Linked DNA regions of Homo sapiens: region 2 is linked to region 1. Evidence: chromatin loops called from intact Hi-C (ENCODE). Cell type or tissue: endothelial cell of umbilical vein. All regions are shown on one strand. Each heading gives the region's core, and the rest is flanking DNA. Links, peaks and the distances in the headings are about the cores only.

Evidence for each region. A loop is a pair of places that touch in the nucleus more often than their neighbours do. Peaks named below come from ENCODE experiments on the same cell type or tissue, not always from the same donor. Only the 100,000 strongest peaks of a DNase experiment are listed, where the experiment ranks them.
Region 2: it touches region 1 in a loop (2.2-fold over the local background); 3 of 110 quality-filtered maps call a loop at or near these places.

Annotation. Positions count from the first base shown.
Region 1 is chr7:135,154,472-135,164,594 of GRCh38, reverse strand. It overlaps TMEM140 (transmembrane protein 140), which reads right to left. Exons shown (of 2, transcript NM_018295.5): 2 at 1-177. The coding sequence starts at 153. It also overlaps a transcript of CYREN not described here. Among named protein-coding and RNA genes, the nearest start is that of CYREN, 11 kb to the left of the region's middle. RefSeq lists enhancers at 3,280-3,329, 3,410-3,499. In endothelial cell of umbilical vein, for the core only: no CTCF peak of the experiment used is centred there; DNase peaks (open chromatin) are centred at 3,404 and 4,254; H3K27ac peaks cover 2,276 bases.
Region 2 is chr7:135,092,664-135,102,786 of GRCh38, reverse strand. All of the region lies in intron 15 of AGBL3 (AGBL carboxypeptidase 3), which reads right to left. It also overlaps a transcript of CYREN not described here. Among named protein-coding and RNA genes, the nearest start is that of TMEM140, 50 kb to the left of the region's middle. In endothelial cell of umbilical vein, for the core only: no CTCF peak of the experiment used is centred there; DNase peaks (open chromatin) are centred at 4,226 and 7,776; H3K27ac peaks cover 650 bases.

The DNA.
Region 1 (10,123 bases), core at 1,121-9,120:
GTTATAGAAGCCGATTCTCAGGTTGGGCAGGTCAGTGAGGTTGCCAGCCTCCCAGAGAAGAGCGTAAAACATCAGGCAGATGACCACAATCACGAGGACTATGATGCTCATGAACAGCAGCTGGTCGCGCCACCGAGGCCTTGGGCCGGCCATCTCTACTGCCCTCTGCCGGGGGACCTGCGGGGAAGTCACAGCAGTCAGTCCATCTCTCCCTTGCTTGTTCCCTGTGTCCAGACAAGCTCATGTTCTCCCTTTGGCATTTCTTACAAACTCATGGCAAGTTTCCCTCCTACCCTGCCCTCCACCAAGGACCAGAAGTCTGAGGTAACCTCCTGCCAGGACCTATTTGCAAATAAGTCATTAGCTGCCCTCTGATTTGAGGTCAGGAGGAAAAGTCTCTCCCAAGCAGCTTTGAAAGTGTGAAACATCTTAAACTGAGTGAAGTGCTCTTTAGCCAAAGGCTTTGCTCCAGTCCAAATACAACAAGCCATTGGAAACATTAGTGAGGGGATTTCTCAGATCTTTTTTGAAGGTGGGTTTTGACTGAGGTGAAGGGCAAGGCCCACCCTTAATGGAGACCTGAAGGTGGAGGAAGCTATTGGTTTTCACCACAGCTGCCAAGACAACCACCTGGGGAGCTGTAAGAACTACCCATTGCTGGGCCACAGATCAATCAGAGCTCAACTTATGTGCTTCGGGCTGGGCACTGGTGTGTTTCTGAAGCTCTGAAGCTCATTCGAAGGTGAGCCTGGGTCAAGGACCACTGACACACCCACTCTGATTTTACCTGCAGTGCTCTGGGAACTCATTACTGGGTCAAGACAAGATGTCACCTGGTGATGAAATCCCATCATATACTCATTACTTTAAAAACTAATACATATTTTTTCCTGACAATGGTAGTATGAATTATAGAAAACTTAGACGTTTTTGTTTGTTTGTTTGTTTTTGAGATGGAGCCTCACTCTGTCACCCAGGCTGGAGTGCAGTGGTGCGATCTTGGCTCACTGCAATCTCTGCCTCCCGGGGTCAAGCAAGTCTCCTGCCTCAGCCTCCCGAGTAGCTGGGACTACAGGCACCCGCCACCATGCCTGGCTAATTTTTGTATTTTTGGTAGAGATGGGTTTCACCATGTTGGCCAGGCTGGTCTTGATTGAACTCCTGACCTCAAATGATCCACCCACCTTGGCCTCCCAAAGTGCTGGGATTACAGGCATGAGCCACCATGCCTGGCCAGAAGATATTTTAAAAATAATAATAAAAAAGATAACCTTTTATCCCATCATACACATAAAACCACTGTTAATATTCTACCAATATTTTCTTCCTGTACTGATGTATTTTTACATAATCATGATGTTGAATGTAATGTTTTTTCACTAGATTTAGTAAACATTTTTCAAAGCTGTTAAATATTCTTCAAAAACATGATCAATGGCTGTGCAATAGTTCATGTGGGATCATCCATTACACTATTACTAGACAAATTGTTTCCACTTTTCACCATTATAAGTGAAGACGCTGTGTGAATCGTGTTTGGAATCTGATTTTTCTCAGGTGATCTACCTATAAGTGCAATCATTGGATCAAGGGTAGAAATATCTTTTAGTGATCTTGCTAAATACTGCCTAACTGGCCTACAGAAAATTTGCTAATCATAGTCCCTCTAATTGTATATAAAAGTGCCCACTTTGTTATACTCTTTTAAAAAATTCTTTTCACTCCGTTTTAAATCAGAAGGGCTTTGTCCAGTTGGTCTCTGAAACAGTGGTCTGCACACTGTATTTTACATATGTGTATTTTCCAGTATGGGATAAGTTTCGGCTGATATGGTTTGGCTGTGTCCCTACCCAAATCTCATCTTGAATTATAGCTCCCATAATCCCCACATTGTGGGAGGGACCCAGTGGGAGGTAATTGGATCATGGGGGTGGGTTTCCCCCATACTGTACTCATGGTAGTGAGTCTCATGATATCTGATGGTTTTATAAAGGGCATTTCCCCTGCACATGTTCTCTTGCCTGCTGCCATGTAAGATGTGCTTTTGCTCTTCCTTTGCCTTTCACCATGATTGTGAGGCCTCCCTAACCATGTGGAACTATGAGTCCATTAAACCTCTTTTTCTTTTCAAATTACTGGGTATCTCTTCATAGCAGTATGAAAATGGACTAATACAACAGCATTCACCAGGAAGTGACTAGGAACACAGAGCTTCAAGCTTTGTGAGGCACAAGGTACTGGGGCCATGATACCAAATGGCCTCCTGGAAGCCCCAGCAGGGAGTCCCAGGTGGTGTTCAGCAGCAAAATGAGTCGTGGCCCTGGGAAGGGACCTGAAGGCTACACAGCCCTGATGATCAGTTTCTGAGGGGACCCCTCTGGGGGAACAGCTCCCTCCTCTTTCCCAGAGCTGACTGGAAGGTCTGTCTCATTCTACACACTGCATTTGTTACAGAAAGGGACCAAGTGGGGAAAATAAAGAACATGGAACAGGCTGAGAGAGAGGGCAGCTCCATTCAAAGGACCTAGGTGTATGCCAAAAATGAGAATGAAGATTGACCAGCGACTTCTTTGGCAGAGACCTGGGCAGGCTGGCTGATGGAGAGCTGGGGCCTGTGAATACAGTAAGGGTGGGGTCCACACTGCCACCGCCTCCCCTCAGATGCCGCTTCTCTGGACTCAGCAGCACTGGGCAGTCTGCCCAGTTCTGCCCGTGGCTTCTGCTCCAGAGAAGCCCAGTGGGGACAGTCAGAGTGGAGGAGTGAGGGGCTGTCCCAGCAGAAGCCCTGGCTGCTGCCTTGGGTGGCACTGTCAAAGGCTCTGGAGGTCCCAGAGGGCCAAGGGTCTGAAGACTCGGGTTTGAATGTAGTTGAGAGATTCTTGGAGCAATGATGCTTGTTACGGAAGGAATTATTGGGAATTGAAAAGGTGGCATTAGTCTGGGATGATAAGGAGTTTTAACCATTTGAGTCCATGGTATGGGAAAAATTGCCGACGGGAACATATTTTGTATGGTTTTGCTTATTTAGTAAATGTTTGTAAAAGCCTATATCTGTGCTTTTAATGGGTTTGGGTATTTTAGGGTGTGGAATAGATTTCCAGGACTTCCCTGATTTATACCATCATGCTGTGGAAAAGAAGGTTTGACCTCCTCCATTGTTCAGGACCAACTGGGAAGGGACTTGGGGATGCCTTTGTTTAAACACTCCCTCTCACTTTTCCCATTTGAATTCTGTTACACTGGGGTTCCAAAAAAAATTATTAAACGTTTTGCTTTGAAAACAGCTGCCTTTTTAAAAATTAATGTGGCTCCTCGGGGAGATTGCATCAGCCACCTTGCGGCAGCTCCTGCCAGACGCCAGGAGCCTTTGTTTTGACTTCCTCATTTTCTCTCAACTGACCTTTTAATGTAGAGCAAAACAAAACGAGCCAAGAAGCCCAGGACCAGGCATGTGGAGAAGGTGGTGGCCTCTCACCTTTTTATATTCAGTCCCAGCTCTTATGAGGCTCGCCATCATCTGGTGCGACTTGGAACTTGAACTTGGAATTCTCTGGTGAGGCCCAGCTTCCCCTCTTGCCTTGTGCAGTCCAGCACCTGCTCAGCTGCTCAGGCTGTGTATGAATACATTCCCATCTGCCCATCCTCAGCCACCCCCCAGCTCCTAGAGTCCTACTCTACTTTCTGCTTCTCTAAATCTGATCCATGCAGCAAGAGCATTCCTGGGCTCCTTCAGCCCACACTCTGGTTTAGCTATAAATTAGGATTTATTCTCCACTCTAGTGTCATGTCTCTGAGGAACAGTCTTCAGTTTTGTTATTTTGATACACAGTAGGGGCTCTTTTTTTTGTTTTTTTTTTTTAAATGAGCGAATGAAAATGCTACATAGGCTCCCTGAGTTCTTTCATGTACGAATCCTGGTTACACATCTTAGGACAGCAGAGCTGCCTGAGGGAGGGTTGTGTTTAATGTCGTATGCATGCTCAGCACAGTGCTGGCATGGCCCATCCATGCTTTCTGTTGAACTATGGACAGAATTCAGGAACTTGTGTATGGAGAGGGTGGAAGTCAGTCCTCGCTTCTTTCCCTAAACATTTTGCAGTGACAGCATATGGATCTTTGGTTGGAAACCCCATGACACTCTTCTCTACTTCCCCATGGGCCTTCCCTGGTTTTTGTTTTTCTTTTCTTAAACAATCCTGGTAATGACACTTCCACCACAATGAGCTTTTAAATGTCCTTTAATGATAAGCCAGTGTTTCCTTCAGAGGGCAAAGGGGAGACTGCTGAGTCACTGTGGCCATTTTTAGATAAACCTTTTCCTGTTTATAATAACACATGCTGATTGTAGGAAACTAGAAAATACATGAAAGTGCAGAGAAAAGACTAAAAGTCATCTATACTTCAGGTCGTAGAAATAACCACTCTGAACAGCACACTTCTTTTTACACTATTGTTTTACACTGTTGGGATTACATAAATATATATGTTTGTATCCCACTTTGTGAACATCATTCTATGTGAACTAGAAATGGTTCCTAAACATTAAGGGCTGCATATAGCTGTATCATAGTTTATAGTTTATACATAGATGCTTTGTAACATTATTTTATAATGCTATGAATGCTATGGTGAATATTTTTGTGAATCAACTTATGTTTCCACCAGCAGTTTCAGAGAGTGCCTGTCTCATCCCATCCTCCCCAGTATTGCATATTCTTGAGTCTTTTATTCTTTGATAATGACAAATGATGAATCATTGATAGTTTTTCTTCATAATAAGTAAAGTTTAACATTTTCAAGTGTTTGTTGACCATCTGTATTTCTTCTTTTGTGAAGTGCTGTCAGTTCTTTTGCTATTTTAAAAATAATTTTGAGTTTCAGTTTTTGTTTGTTGGTCTGTATGAACCCTTTAAAAATAAAGGCTGTTAGCCTTTTGCCATCTTAGTTGTGACAGTAAAGTATAATGCTTTGCTGCACTAGGTCCTCTGGAACAAGATGCAGATTTAGATTCCAGGTCAGCATGTAACTTGACCACTGTCACTCAAGAGTTACAGCCTGAGCAGGGCCTTAGGAGGGAGATGATTTCTGCTTAAAGGCGATACAAATTCCTAGTTAGGGAAATAGAAGGAAAGTATTCTCAGGAGATTAATTTAAGGCAGCTTTTTTGTTGGTTTAAGCACCTCTAACATTTTCATACTAATAAGGGAGAATGGGATGGCGGCTGAAAGAGACACAAATATTGTATCATTTAATTCTAAATTATGTATTTGTCAGGTTCTTATTGAAAGAGTAAATTTTCGAAAGGATCAAGATGGCTATCTAAACACAGGTAGTATGTGCCTCCACCATGGTGAGAAACCAGAATAGTAAGTGGATCCATTTTGAACAGATTGTCTAGGAGAGAATGCTAGGATAAACCAGAAAAGATATGGGAAACATGAGAAGTAAGGAGAGGATTCGAGGCAGCTTGCCCAGCTGGGAACCGACTGAGAGTCGGGAGAGGCTCCTGATGTGGGGAAACAGTAAGAGAGAACCCCCTAGGGCTCCAAAACAAACTTTTATAATCTTGGCCACGGAAGGAAACCTCGACCCACTGGGCCAGGGCCTGGGCCTGACATTCGGAGCTGCCTAAACATTGCACAGAGGCATTGCTCCAGAAAGGAAACCAATACAAAATCTCACATGCATCTGAACCTGGAGCAGCCTCAGCAGGGTGCCATTTTGAGAGCCTAGATACTGGGACTCTACAGACATGGCTCTTGCTGCCGAGCTGCTTCAAGGAGGGAGACGGGAGAGCAGGTGCTCCCATGCACCCCTGGGAGGGTCTGCTGCCCTGCTGTGGGCTGCTATTGAGACAGATGTGAGTAGACACCCCTCCCCACAGCTTCTTTTCCACACTGCTTGTCTGGGAGGGACACTCTCTGATCCCAGGCCCAAGGTAGCATTTTGAGAGTTTAATGCTGGGCTGCATTCCCCTCCCAGCCTGAGTTTGGGCTGATGAGGCTGTAGCTGCCTCTTGGCTAAGGAAGGATAGGGAAATCAGGCCATCCTACACATATCTAGGACAAGACCCCCTGCCCTGCCATGGGCTGCTGTGAGACCGAGATGTGGCCATCCTGTGTGTTCCACAGCTTGTTGCCAATGCTGCTTACTTGTGAGGTGCTCCTCCCTCTCTGGTCTCAGGCTCCAGGTGCTATTTTGAGAGTTTAATGTTGGGCAGCACCCCTCCCTGGAACTGAGATTGGGCTGGTGCAGCTGTAGCTGCCACCCAGCCAAGGATTAACAGGGAAATCAGGCTGTCCTATGCACATCTAGGTCAATACCCACTGCTCTGCAACATGCTGCTGTTGAGACTGAAATGTGAGCAGACTGCCTTCCCTACAGCTTCTTGCCCATGCTGCCTGCCTGGAGGGACCCCTGCCCTCCTGGTCACAGGCCCAAGGTGCCATTTTGAGAGTTTAATGCTGGGCTGTGCCCCACCTTCTTGCTGAGTTCAACTTGATGTGGCTGAAGCTGCTGCCCAGTCAAGGAGAAACAAGGAATCTATGCTCTCCCGCACATACCTAGGACAATACCCAGTGCCTGCTACGGGTTGCTGTGAGACCGAGACTCAAGTAGACCACCCTCCCTACAGCTTCTTGACCATGCTGCTCACCTGATAGGGGCCCCACCTTCTCTGTTCACAAGCCCACAGCTGGCACCATTTTGAGAGTTTAATGCTGATTCATAACCAGTCTGAATTAACAATCAGGCAATGTGGCTGCAGCTGCCACCCTGGTAGGAAAGGGACAGGGAAGACCAAGCTCTCCTAAGCACACTTAGAACAGTGCCCACCACCCTGCTACAGGTGGCTGTGAGACTGGGGAGTAGCTCACCCAACCCATCACAGCTTCCAGCAACACCAACATGGACTGCTTGGATCCCAGTTGGCTGCTTCAACAGTGCTACTGCCATCACTCACATGACACCACCTGCTCAGGGGCTAGAGATCATGCCCACACACTGGGCTCACCACTCCCACTACTAGCTTCTAAGCAAGCCATGTGGAGGCCCAAGAATCAGCCCTCCAAGACCCACTAACCACCAGAGCAGCGTAAGCTGCTGTGGGGCCTAAAAAGGGCACACTTACCCCACTGTTGCCACCACTGGGGTCCAAAGGCTGCTCAGTTGGCATCCAAGTCCCAGCTAAACTTCTGGGGACTTAGTCTCAGCTAATTACCATACTCTATCCCACTGAGGAAATCACAGAGAACACTGACCCTATGCCGAAGAAGTCATAGAAAGATCACACGACTGCAGGCATCCAAAATCAAAGTCAAAGCATCTTAACAACATGCATATATCCTCAGGAAAAAATTCTCCCTTATAAAAGCAATTTCAAAAAATTGGAACAAGCAACTGCTACACCAGACGCAAAGAAATCAATGGAAGGATACAGGAAACATGTAAAAGCAGAGAAACATGACACCATTGTATTAGTCCATTTTCACACTGCTGATAAAGACATACCTGAGACTGGGAAGAAAAAGAGGTTTAATTGGACTTACAGTTCCACATGGCTAGGGAGGCCTCAGAATCCTGGCAGGAGGTGAAACACACTTCTTATATGGTGGTGGCAAGAGAAAATGAGGAGGAAGCAAAAGCAGAAACCCTGATGAACCCATCGGTTCTCATGAGACTTATTCACTATCACGAGAATAGCATGGGAAAGACCAGCCCCCATGATTCAGTTACCTCCCCTGGCGTCCCCTCTCACAACATGTGGGAATTATGGGAGCTACAATTCAAGTTGAGATTTGGGTGGGGACACAGTCAAACCGTAACAATCATCAAAGAACCACAACAGCTGTCCAGCAGCAGCAGATCCCAATCAAAGAGAATTCTTCAAAATGCTAGATAAAGAATTCAAAATATTGATTTTAAAGAAGCTCAATGAAGTGCAAGAGAAATCTGAAAACTAATACAAAGAAATCAGAAAATTAATCCAGGATATAAATGAGAAATTTATCAAGGAGATAGACATCTTAAATAAAAACAAGCAGAAATTCTGGAACTAAAAAATTCATTGAAGGAAATACACCATATGCTCAAAAACTTCAACAGTAGACTACACCAAGCAGAAGAAAGAATCTCAGAACTCGAAGACAGGACTTTTGAAATAATCCAGTCAGACAAAAATGAGGAAAAAAGGATAAAAAAGAATGAATAAAGCCTTTGAGATGTCTGGGACTGCAAGAAGCAACTGAACTTATGAATTATTGGTATTTCTGAGGGGGAAGAGAGATTAGAAAGTTTAGAAAACATATTTAAAGAAATAGACATCCAGATACAGGAGGCCCAGTGATCCCCAGGAAAATACATTGCAAAAGGACCTCACCATGGCATATTCAAAATGTCTGAAGTCAAGTGAAAGAAAGAATTTTAAAATTAGCAAAAGTGACTAGTCACCTATAAAGGAAATCCCAAATCTCATCAGACCAATTGAGGACTTTTCAGCAGAATTCTTACATGCCAGAAAACAATGGGATGGCATTTTCAAAGTGCTAAAGGGAAAAAAAAAAACAGTGTGTCTGTCAGCCAAGAATTTTGTATCCTGCCAGAATAAGCTTTATAAAAGGAGAAATAAAGTCCTTCCCATACAAGCAAATGCTGAGGGAATTTGTCACCACTAGACTGGTACTACAGGAAATGCTCAAAAGGATCTTAAACACTGAAATGAATGGTGTTTTTAATTAATTATTTTTGATAGAGGGTCTTGCTTTGTCACTCAACCTGGAATACAGTAGTGCAATCACAGTTCATTGCAGCCTTGACCTCGTGGGCTCAAGCAATCTTCCTGCCTCAGCCTTTTGAGTAGCTAGAAATACAGACATGTGCCACCATGCCCGGTTAATTTTTAATTTTTTTGTAGAGACAAGATCTTGCTATTTTGCCCCGGTTGGTCTTGACCACCTTCCATCAATTAATGCCCCTGCCTGGCATCAATTAATCCCCCTGCCTAGCATCCCAAAGCACTGGGATTAAAGGCATGAGCCACGATGCCCAGCCAAAAGGTTGATATTCACCATCACAAAAACATACAGAAGTATAAAACTCATAGTTTGTATAAAACAATCATACAAAGGAAGAGAAAGGAATCAAATGGCAACATGACAGAGTTTCATCAAAACACAAAGTCAAAAAGGCAAAGACAAAGAGTCTATAAAACAACCTGAAAACAATAAACAATATAACAGAAACAAAGTCTCACAGATCCATATTAACCTTGAATGTAAATGGATTAAATGCTCCACTTAAAAGATACAGATTGGCAGAGTGGATGAAAAAACATGATCCATGCTGCTTACAAGAAACTAACCTTACCCATAAAGACATATAGACTGAAAACAAAGGGGTGGAAAAAGATATTCCATGTAATTATAAACCAAAAGCAAGCAGGCATAGCTATACTTATATCTGATAAAACAGATGACTTTAAATTAAAAATAGTAAGAAAAAAGATAAGGTCATTGTATAATGATGTAGGGATAAATTCAGCAAGACGATATAATAGTCCTAAATATATATGTACCCAACATTGAAGCACCCAGATTAACAAAACAAATATCACTAAAGAAAGAGGTAGACAGCAATACAATAACTGTAGGGGACTTTTAACACTCCACTCACAACACTAGACAGATCATTGGGACAGAAAATTAACAAAGAAACATTGTACTTAAATTGAACTTTAGACCAAATGGACTTATAAAACATTCTACCCAACAACTACAGAATATACATTATTTTTGTCAGCACATGGAACATTCTCCAAGATAGATCACATGTAAGGCCACAAAAGAAGTTTTAACAAACTTTTTAAAAATTGAAATTATATCAAGTATCTTCTCAGACCACAGTGGAATAAAACTAGAAATCAATACCAAGAGGAACTTTGGAAACTATACAGATAATGGAAATTAAACAGCATGCTCCTGAACAACTACTGGGTCAATGAAGAAATTAAGACAAATTAAAAACATCTTTGAAATGAATGCAAAAACACATTGTACTAAATCCTGCAGGTTACAGCAAAAGAAGTGCTAAGAGGGAAGTTTATAGCATTAAATGCCTACATCAAAAA
Region 2 (10,123 bases), core at 1,092-9,091, 62 kb after region 1:
TGATCCATTTTGAGTTAATTTTTTTTTGCTATGGTGTAAGACAAGGGTTAGGGTTAATTTTTATATGAATATTTAAGAGCCAAATAGATGATCATTTTATGATCTGGAGATGGGAGATGGGGTAAAACCTTCCAAGCATTAGAGCAATGAAAAAAAAAAAACCACAAGAGAAAGGACCAAAGTTCTCTCATACTGAAAGTACTCTTGGTGAAAATTTAAGCCTTCATGAAATGGTCTACTGGCTTGTCATAGCCACATAATACTGAGAACATGAGTAAGTGTGGTGCATATTTTGAGATGCATTGTTTCAATGCTTTGGATTATGTCAATGGAGTATAAAATTTTATTGGCCAATTATTCCATATTATTATCTTTGATATTATTAACATTTTTTAAGAATTAATGAATAGAATGACTGTTTTTTATAAAACACTTTAGGGAAGGTAAACTAAAAATGTCAATTCATTCCAGAAACAGAAGAAAATATAAGTATAATTTCCATGGTAGTCCAATTTTTAGACCTAATGAAGAAACTTTATGTTCCATTGAAGCTCAGCAGATAATATTTAAGTAATCACAGATTTGGAGCGGTGAATTTGACTTTAGCCTTACTTACTATAATTTAAACTAACATGAATTACCATTGTATTAGTCTGTTTTTATGCTGCTGATAAAGACATTCTCCAGACTGGGTAATTTATAAAGGAAAAGAGGTTTAATGGAATCACGATTCTATGTGGCTAGGGAGGCCTCACGATCATGGTGGAAGGCAAAAGGCACGTCTTACATGGAAGCAGGCAAGAGAGAATGAGAGCAAAGCGAAAGCGGAAACCCCTTATAAAACCAACGGATCTCGTGAGACTTATTTACTATCATGAGGACAGCATGGGGGACGCCGCCTCCATGATTCAATTATCTCTCATGGAATCCCTCCCACAACATGTGGGAATTATGGGAGCTATAATTGAAGATGAGATTTGGGTGGGGACACAGGCAAACCATATCAACCATGATGGAATCAAGGCTGGGCCAATCTTTTCTGCCCTTCTGTTGGGCACTTCAGTATAGAAATATCCCAAGACAGAAACTATGAACTATATTAGTCTTCAATTAGTTAAGGGCCACTCTAAAGAGTGATGAAGTAAAAGATGGTTTTCAACTGAAAACCCCATGTCTAGGAAGCAGAAGTGACCAGAATGTCTTTTTATTTTCTTGGCGGGTGGTGGTGAGGATGAAAGGCATCAAGTAACAGGAAGGTATTAGGAATACAGCAATTAAGTTTTTTTTTTAAGGCTATATTAAACTGAAATAATTTCCTTCTATATTCAACTCATATACAAATTAAATAAAGCAAGTATTTTTCACAGACAGGACTAAAATAGCTATCAATCTCATCCTTTTACAAAAGTAGTTCCCATAATCCAAGTTTCATAGGATATGTTAATGATGATATAGTGAAAACCATCTTTGTATGCATGAAAATCTTAAACAATAAAAACAAGTAACAACCTTCTGTTGGTATCCTTGTCTTCTCAGTCCAAGTAGAAGTTTGTTTGCCCATAGGAGACTGCAGGGATGTCACTTTGAAACAGTTTCCATACAAATCAGTTCCCTTGAGGGGAATTTTTTTCCTAGATTGGCCTCTCACTGATTTCTAAAAAATGTTTGTGTTGGTCTTTGCTATGACTCTGAGTCATACTTTGGGAGATGAAAAAAATTGGGTCCTCTGATTTCATTGTCAACAGTAAGCTACTCATGTAAGAGTAATGTAATAGCCATGTTATATTTGCATATTACACCTCAGGGTATGCAAAGTCTTTTAATACACTATCATACTTGGTGCTCTGATCAGTCTCATGATGTAGGCAGGATGGCCAATGTTATTCCCATGTTACATAAGGGGAATCAGAGAGGTTAAGCTATTTGCTCAAGATCACATAACTAGTAAGGGGCAGAGGTGGGTGTAGCATTCACATCTTCTAACTGCAGTACTTTTTCTATTACCTTCTTTTGTCTTGATATATCATTTTATTTCTTTCCATAAGACATGATAAATAATACATTTTAAAAAATTAAGTCAGTTTAAAATAACCAATTCTAGATCCAAGTGAAAGTAGGCCCAAAGATGCTTTACATGTTGGTCTCTTACCTAAATTTCTATATTTCTGGGGCAAGAGAGTCTACATCTTTCATCAGAACCCATTTTATTTAACAGAAACTGAGTTCTTAGAAGAGAAGCCAGGAAGGAAGAGAGGATATACCATGGTCTCTCTGTTGTACAAATCTAGTTGGTTCTCAAATACTTACCTATGGTTACCTATTCCACCATCCAGACAGTTGTTTATATTATTCCTAAGTAAGGGGAAACTTGCCAAGGGTGATAGAGATATAATAATTACTGGTTTAGACAAAACTATAAAGTTTGTCTGTTATATTTGACTTCCCATTCTCTTCTTTCTCCAGTTTTTAGTATTAGTTTTATCCCCCCATGACCAGTGCTCCAGTTGCTGCAATGGATAGTAAAGCATTTGATTGTCATTCATTCTAAAGTGCTAGATAATTATCTTATGCCACCAGTGTTTTTTTTTTTTTTAAAGAGAAACTCGGGTGCAGTGGCTCACGCCTGTAATCCCAGCATTTTGGGAGGTTGAGGTAGGCAGATCACGAGGTCGGGAGATCGAGACCATCCTGGTTAACACGGTGAAACCCCATCTCTACTAAAAATACAAAAATTAGCCAGGTATGGTGGCGGGTGCCTGTAGTTCCAGCTACTCGGGAGGCTGAGGCAGGAGAATGGCGTGAACCTGGGAGGCGGAGCTTGCAGTGAGCTGAGATCATGCCACTGCACTCCAGCCTGGGCGACAGACCGAGACTCCATCTCAAAAAAAAAAAAAAAAAAAAAAAGAGAAACTCAGACAATACAATGCTAAATGCACAGAAATAAATATCTAACTAGATTTTAAAGCATCTATTGGGGTAGTCTGGGGATAGCGAAATCTTCCCAGAACCTGCTAAAACACATCTTGTGGGGCACTGTGTATAAAACTGACCTAGTCACAGATACTATGTAGAATATGAGGAGACATCTGATTAGCAATGGTTATCCAAAAAGTCACTTTTACCTGTTGCTTTAATTCAAAATCAAAATCTTATAAGACAGAGGAAAAGGTGTAAGGTAGTCAGGTAGAAGAAATCAAGTACAGTTCTCCTACCTCAAATATTTTTTTAGAAGCCAAGAAGGGGCTCGTTCAGGTATTTTCACTAAAAAAGAGAATATACCATAAAATATCTGAAGTTAGGTCTTAAAAATCAATAAAACTTAATTTTTAACTTTCTTGACAATTACTTCATATATTTAATGGCTAGTTTAATTGAGCTTATCTTCAATTAACCTACCATTGTTTCATTCAGACACACAAAATATATGCATACATATTTCCCCTGGAAGCCTTTAAATTAAACTGTTTCAAGAGAACAGCAAACAATATAAATACCTAATCTATCTAATAAATGTTAAACATTCCAGAACTGAATTTATCTATGTTAGGATCTATGAAAGACAGTGACAGGTACACTAAGGTAACCAACATTTTTAGAGCCAATCTAGGACACAGATATACCAGACCAAAAAATAGTCTAACATATAATAATTACATACACATATTATTTTAAAATGAAATATGAAAAGTGTTTAACATTTTTATTATTCTATATTATTTACTTTGCTGTTACATACAGGTGATTAGGCAAAACAACAACAGGACTAGTTAACAGTGGCAATTAGTAGTAATAGTAGAACAGATTAATAGTATGTGTGAGAAAAGTAATTTTTTTATAATGTTTCTCTCCTCTGATACACATTTTAGCTCTTTAGTGGATATTTAAGTTTTATATGTCATATTATTATTGTATATTCTTAGGTTATAGATAAGACCTTTTAAAAGATCAATGTAAATATTTATTAAAAACTAACAATGACATATTTCTTAGTGTCCCATGATAAAGTAGGATATTTTTGCTCTTCCTGTTTCTTTTTCCAATAATACTTCTCTGAACTGCCTGCAGCCTTTGAGATATCTTTCTTTGATGTAGTGATTAAACAGTGTATTCTCACTTAAATGCGAAATTCCCTTTGACTTTCAGATCTGCTCTTATCAAGCCCACATTACACTGCTCCTGGTATCATTCCAATGCAATGACATCAAGTTAGATATCCTGTCAACAAAAATGTTTTCAGCATGGAATACAGTTGGCATTGTTTGTGTGGGCTCCACATCCGTGGATTTAACCAACTGAGGATGGAAAATATTTAGGAAAAAAATGCATCTGTACCAAACACGTGCAGACTTTTTTCCTTGTCATCATTCCCTAAACAATATAGTCTTACAACTTTTTACATAGCATTCACATTGTATCAGGTATTATAAGTAATCTAGAGATGACTTAAAGCATACTGGAGGATATGCATAGGTTATATGCAAACACTATGCCATTTTACAACAGGACTTGAGCATATGCAGATTTTGGTATCTGTAGGAGATCCTGGAAACAATCCTCCATGATACAAAGGGATGACTGTATTTAGACTTTACTTATTAGCAACGGCAGGTATTTAGACTTGTAGGAATTGGTTTCCAGCTTTTCAAAACTGTCCACTCACTTTGTATCTGTAGACCTATTTTGGTAGACTAACTGTTTGTCATTTAGGCCCTTTGCATCTATAAATTCATCATGTAGGGTCTCCATATCTAAAATATCCTGTTTATAGATAGATTATCTAAAGCACATTGAATGTCATTATAAGTTAAACTTCTCTTTCTCAGGGAAAATGTTTTTAAAGCACTGAGGTAATCTGAACTTAAACTGAGCATAGATTACAAATAAATTATAATTTTAGTACTGTTTAACTTGTATGCTCCTTTCTGGTGACATATTTTTGAGTTCTGAGTCAGTCTTATTTCTTCCCAAATGTCATTTTTTACCATACACGTCTTTGTCACAACCTACATATAATATCAAATAACTCAGGTACATGTCTAAGGAGGATATCTTCTTCCATTTCCATAAAGTCAGAAGTCTCATTCAGTGCTTCTGTATGTTTTCAGGAAATTAAAAAGTGACCCCAAACTTTTATTATAAAAGCCTCAATGTCACAGGCTAGCAAATCATACCCTTCACAGTACAACATATGGAAGACATTTAGTGGGTAAGATCTTTTCATTTTCTTTGATAAGAAGTTCACAGACTGAATGAAACATGCCAAAATTTACATTTTCATTGCCAATAATGCAGATTGATGAGCAAAGTCTAGTTAGTTTTTGGACAAAATATTAGCTAGCAATATTTGGTTTTATGTTTTCTTTGGTTTCATTAAAATATTCATAGAAATCAAGATTATTTGAAACCTCACTTTTCAAATCAAAGTACCTAAAAGCCATGGGGATTTTTTCTTTTGTTGCCATGATTCAGTGTATCACTTGATACACTGTAGAAAACATTATTGTTGGTAAGATCTGACAAAATGAGCTCTACCCTTTAAGAGGCCAACACATCTTTTACAAAATTTTCCCTTTGTTGACCGACGGGATATTTTAGTCGTAACCTTTGAACCAGGAAATGTAATTTTACTTTGTTTCATCAAGCAATCAAGGGAATGAATGATGTGATAAGCATTCATTTGTTGATGTGATAAGCATTCATTTGGGTGGTATGCCCAAGCAAATTCACCAGTTATTATGTTCAACTGAGCATTGGTATCTTCTTGGGTCATAAAAACACTTTCAATTGATTTAGAAGTACTTGCTTGTCTCTTCCAGGACTCCTGAGATTCAGTCTTCATATGTGCTTTCACATCCTTTCCTTTATAATGCACAATCCCAAATTCTTTTCTGCATATTTTGTCATATGCTCTATTTTGCGTATCTTCCTAGTTGTATATGTTCTTCCGCCAGTCATTAAAAGAATAGCCATGTATGTCCTTCCTTCTTCCCTTTTTCTTTCTTTCTTTCTTTCTTTCTTTCTTTCTTTCTTTCTTTCTTTCTTTCATTCTTTCTCTTTCTTTCTTCTCTTTCTTTCTTCCCTCTTTTTCTTTTTTGGTGATGTTCTATTTTGGGTATCTTCCTAGTTGTATAAGTTCTTCCACCAGTCATTAAAAGAATAGCCCTATCTATCTATCTATCTATCTATCTATCTATCTATCTATGTATCTATCTATCTATCTATCTATCTTTCTTTCTTTCTTTCTTTTTCTTTTTGTTTTTTTCTCTTTTTCTTTTTTGGTGATGTTCTATTTTGGGTATCTTCCTAGTTGTATATGTTCTTCCACGAGTCATTAAAAGAATAGCCATATATATCTCTTTCTTTCTTTCTTTCCTTCCTTCCTCCCTCCCTCCCTTCCTTCCTTCTCTGTCTGTCTGTCTGTCTGTCTCTCTCTTTCTTTCTTTCTTTCCTCTTTTTCTTTTTTGGTGACATTTGGGCCATGCTGGCATTGGTATTATACTCATTCTCTTTTCATTGTCTGAACTCTTAGGAAACATGATCCCAATATACACAACACTGAAATTAAGTTAGTGCTATCTCAATGTAAGCAAAACAGTTAACTCACAGGTAAAGTCAAAGATTAATTTTTTTTTTTTGAGAGAGAGTCTGTCTCTGTCACCCAGCCTGGAGTGCAGTGGCATGATCTCAGCTCACTGCAACCTCCGCCTCCCAGGTTCAAGCAATTCTCCTGCCTCAGTTTCCCAAGTAGGTGGGACTACAGGTATGTGGAACTACACCCAGCTGATTTTTGTAGTTTTAGTAGAGACAGGGTTTCACCATGTTGGCCAGGCTGATCTTGAACTCCTGACCTCAGGTGATCTGCCTGCCTCAGCCTCCCAAAGTGCTGGGATTACAGGCGTGAGCCACTGTGTCCTGCCCAAAGATGAATTGTTAGCACTCCAGATTGCAACACACTTAAGTTGCACTTCAGTACCCCCGTCCACTCAGAGTGATGCTCCCCTGGATGATCCATTATTGTGAGCAGCAAAAATCATGGTTGCCAACATCAGCAGTCAAGGGGAAAAAAAGTGACAGTGACTTTGAATGGTGGGTAATCTATGATGTATCCAATTAGCACAAAAAACAGTGTTGCTTCCATTTTCTATTTTGGGGAACTGAAAGCAAAGATAACATATGGCTTTTGTATTTTCTTGCCTTTTAAAATGCTTTAAAATCTTTTGTTGGTCACAGGACAGTGGGTAACAAAAACTGAAGTTAATAGGCCTTTACTATGGGGTTTTATATTAATCTGACAAGGAATTGGACTGTTTAATGTTTGCTGTAGCCACTAGTATCAAAGGCTTGGAATTCCTCTAGGATATTTGTTTTTGTCTCTCCTGTTGTCTTTAGGATTTCCAAAGAACGACTTATCAGATAGAATCTGTCTTTCTTGCTGCTTTATCAGCTGTAAACCACTGTTATTATACTGGAGTCATGTTGGTGTGGTGGTAAGGTATGGGGGAGAGGAAGTATCCTATAAACTTATTTTTAAATCTCAGTCTAAGTGGGCCTGTGTTCCTGGGCTATGACCTTAATAAGTGTTTCTTAGCTTTTCTTCCTCCAACCCTCCAGTGAGACAGGAAGACTAGAGGAGGCTGGAGTTGCAGAAATATCCCTCCCCGAAAATAGGATAAGGTTCTGGTAAAGACTGTTCACCTTGTGAACTTAGCAGAGTTCCAGGCTTAACATGAGTGACTCTATCTTGGGCTACTTACTCCATGTTGAACTGCTGATGAACTGTGAGACCAACAAGGGAACTATGAAAACCAAGTTCCTTTGCAAACATCTGTGCTCTCAACAATACAAGGAAACTGATCCCAGTCTTTAAGGGATTCTGTATATAATTTTTCCTTGCCAGCTGTTGCAAATGCACCATTCTACTAATGATTAAAGCCTTCTTTGTTTGGTAAACCAATGAAAAATCTGACAAACAACTTATGTAATCTGAATAAATTCCTATAAATGTAAGGCCTCTTGCTCCTCTTGGGTGGTATGGTCTCTGACTACTACCCAGGTTGCAATTCCTATTCTGAATAAATGCTTCATTTGTCTCTAACCTATTGATTTTCTCCTTTTAGAGTTAACACCCTAAGAGAGTAGGCCCTTGTTACGGAGAATGCTCTGGGTGTATTTCACAATGTTTACTCTTCTTCTCCCCTTTCCAGAGCAACTAAGAGGTCTTTCTTGGCTCTATGAGAACCTGGTGGGATTCCTGAAGATAAAGTCCACAAAAATGAAGCTCCAGACAAGACTATGGCCACCAGGAGTTTCTCACTTTCAAGCTAGTGCGCACTCAGCCTCTGGCAATTTGTTAAAATCACTGTTTAAGTGTTCCTACCAGTTTATGATTCTAGCAGCTTCTGCCTCAGACAAGCAGATCTCAGCAGTGACTCCCTGGATTCGTCTGTCTCTTCAGATTTCAGGGTAGTAGTTTACTTGTCAGCCTCAGTTCTCTGATGGATCCAATAAGTTGCTGATTTTTAGTTTGTTCAGCTTTTTTGTTGTTGTAAGGACAGGAATGTTGACTTTCAAGCATTATTCATGTTGCAGCTAAAACGAGAAGGCCCCTTATTATCTGTTTAAATAGTAAGTCTATATTTTCTTCTAAGAGTAGTTTTAACTCCTACATTTGTTTCTGTGATCCATTTTTTATTATTTTTAGTGTATGGTATAAGGAACACGGCCAACTTCATTCTTTTGCATGTGGATATCCAGTTGTCCCAGTACCATTTGCTGAAAAGACTATTTTTTTTCCCCATCCAATTGTCCTGGCATCTTTGTTGAAAAATCAATTGAAATATATATAAAGGTTTATTTACATATTTTCAATCCTATTTCATTTATCTATATGTTTACCCTTAGGCCAGTACCACACAGTCTCAATTACTATAGCTTGGTAGTCAGTTTTGAAATCAGGAATCCTTAAACATTGTTCTTTATCAAAATTGCTTTGGTTATTCTGGGTCCCTTGTATTTCCATATAAATTTCAGATTTGGTTTGTTAGTTTCTGCACAAAAGGTAGCTGACATTTTGATAGGGATTGCACTGAATCTATCAATTTGAGGAGTATTGCCATCTAGCAATATTAAATCTTCTGATCCATGACCAGAGTTATCTTGCCATTTATTTAAAGCTTCTTTAATACAGTTCAACTGTGTTTTTTGTAGTTTTCAGTTTATAAGTCTTGTACTTCTTTTGTAAAATTTATTCCTAAGTATTTTGTTCTTTTTGATGCTAATGTAAATGGAATTGTTTTCTTAATTTCATTTTTTAAATGTTCATTGCTAGTGTATAGAGATACAATTGATTTTTATAACAGGTTTTTGAGATGTAATTCACATACCATACAGTTCATTCATTACAACTGATTTTTGCCTATTGATCTTTTATCCTGCAACCTTGTTGAACTCATTTATTAGTGCTAATAGTGTGGCGTGTGTATGTGTGTGTGTGTGTTCCTTCGGATTTTCTATATACAAGAACATATATCCTACAAATAGAAATGGCTTCGCTTTTTTCTTTCTAATTTGGATGCCTTTTTTTTTTTCTTGCCTTATTGCCCGGCTGAAGCCTTCATTATAATGTTGAATAGAAGTGTTGAGAGTGAATATCCCTGTCTTGTTCCAGGTCTCAGGGAGAAAAGCATTTAGTCTTGCACTACCAACTATGACATTAGCTGCAGGATTTTTGAAGATGGCTTTTTTTTTTTTAGTAGAGGAAGATTCTATCTTTCCTAATTTGTTGAGTGTCTCTTTTTTAATCATGAAAGAATGTTGGATTTTGCCAGATACTTTTTCTGCATCTATTGAGATGACCATGTGCCTTTTTCTTTATATTCTATTAACATGGTATATTATATTGTTTAATTTTCATAATTTCGTATGCTAAACTAACCTTGCATTTCTGGGATAAATCCTATTTGGTCATTGTGTATAATCCCTTTTGGTTTGCTAGTATTTTCTCTTACTTTTTCATTCTAATTCTTAATAGATATAGAAGTTGGTTAAAAAAAAAGTTCAATTTATTTGGCCCCTGAAATCTTAACAATTACCTTTTCTGAGAAACCTTTTCTGATTTGCTCCT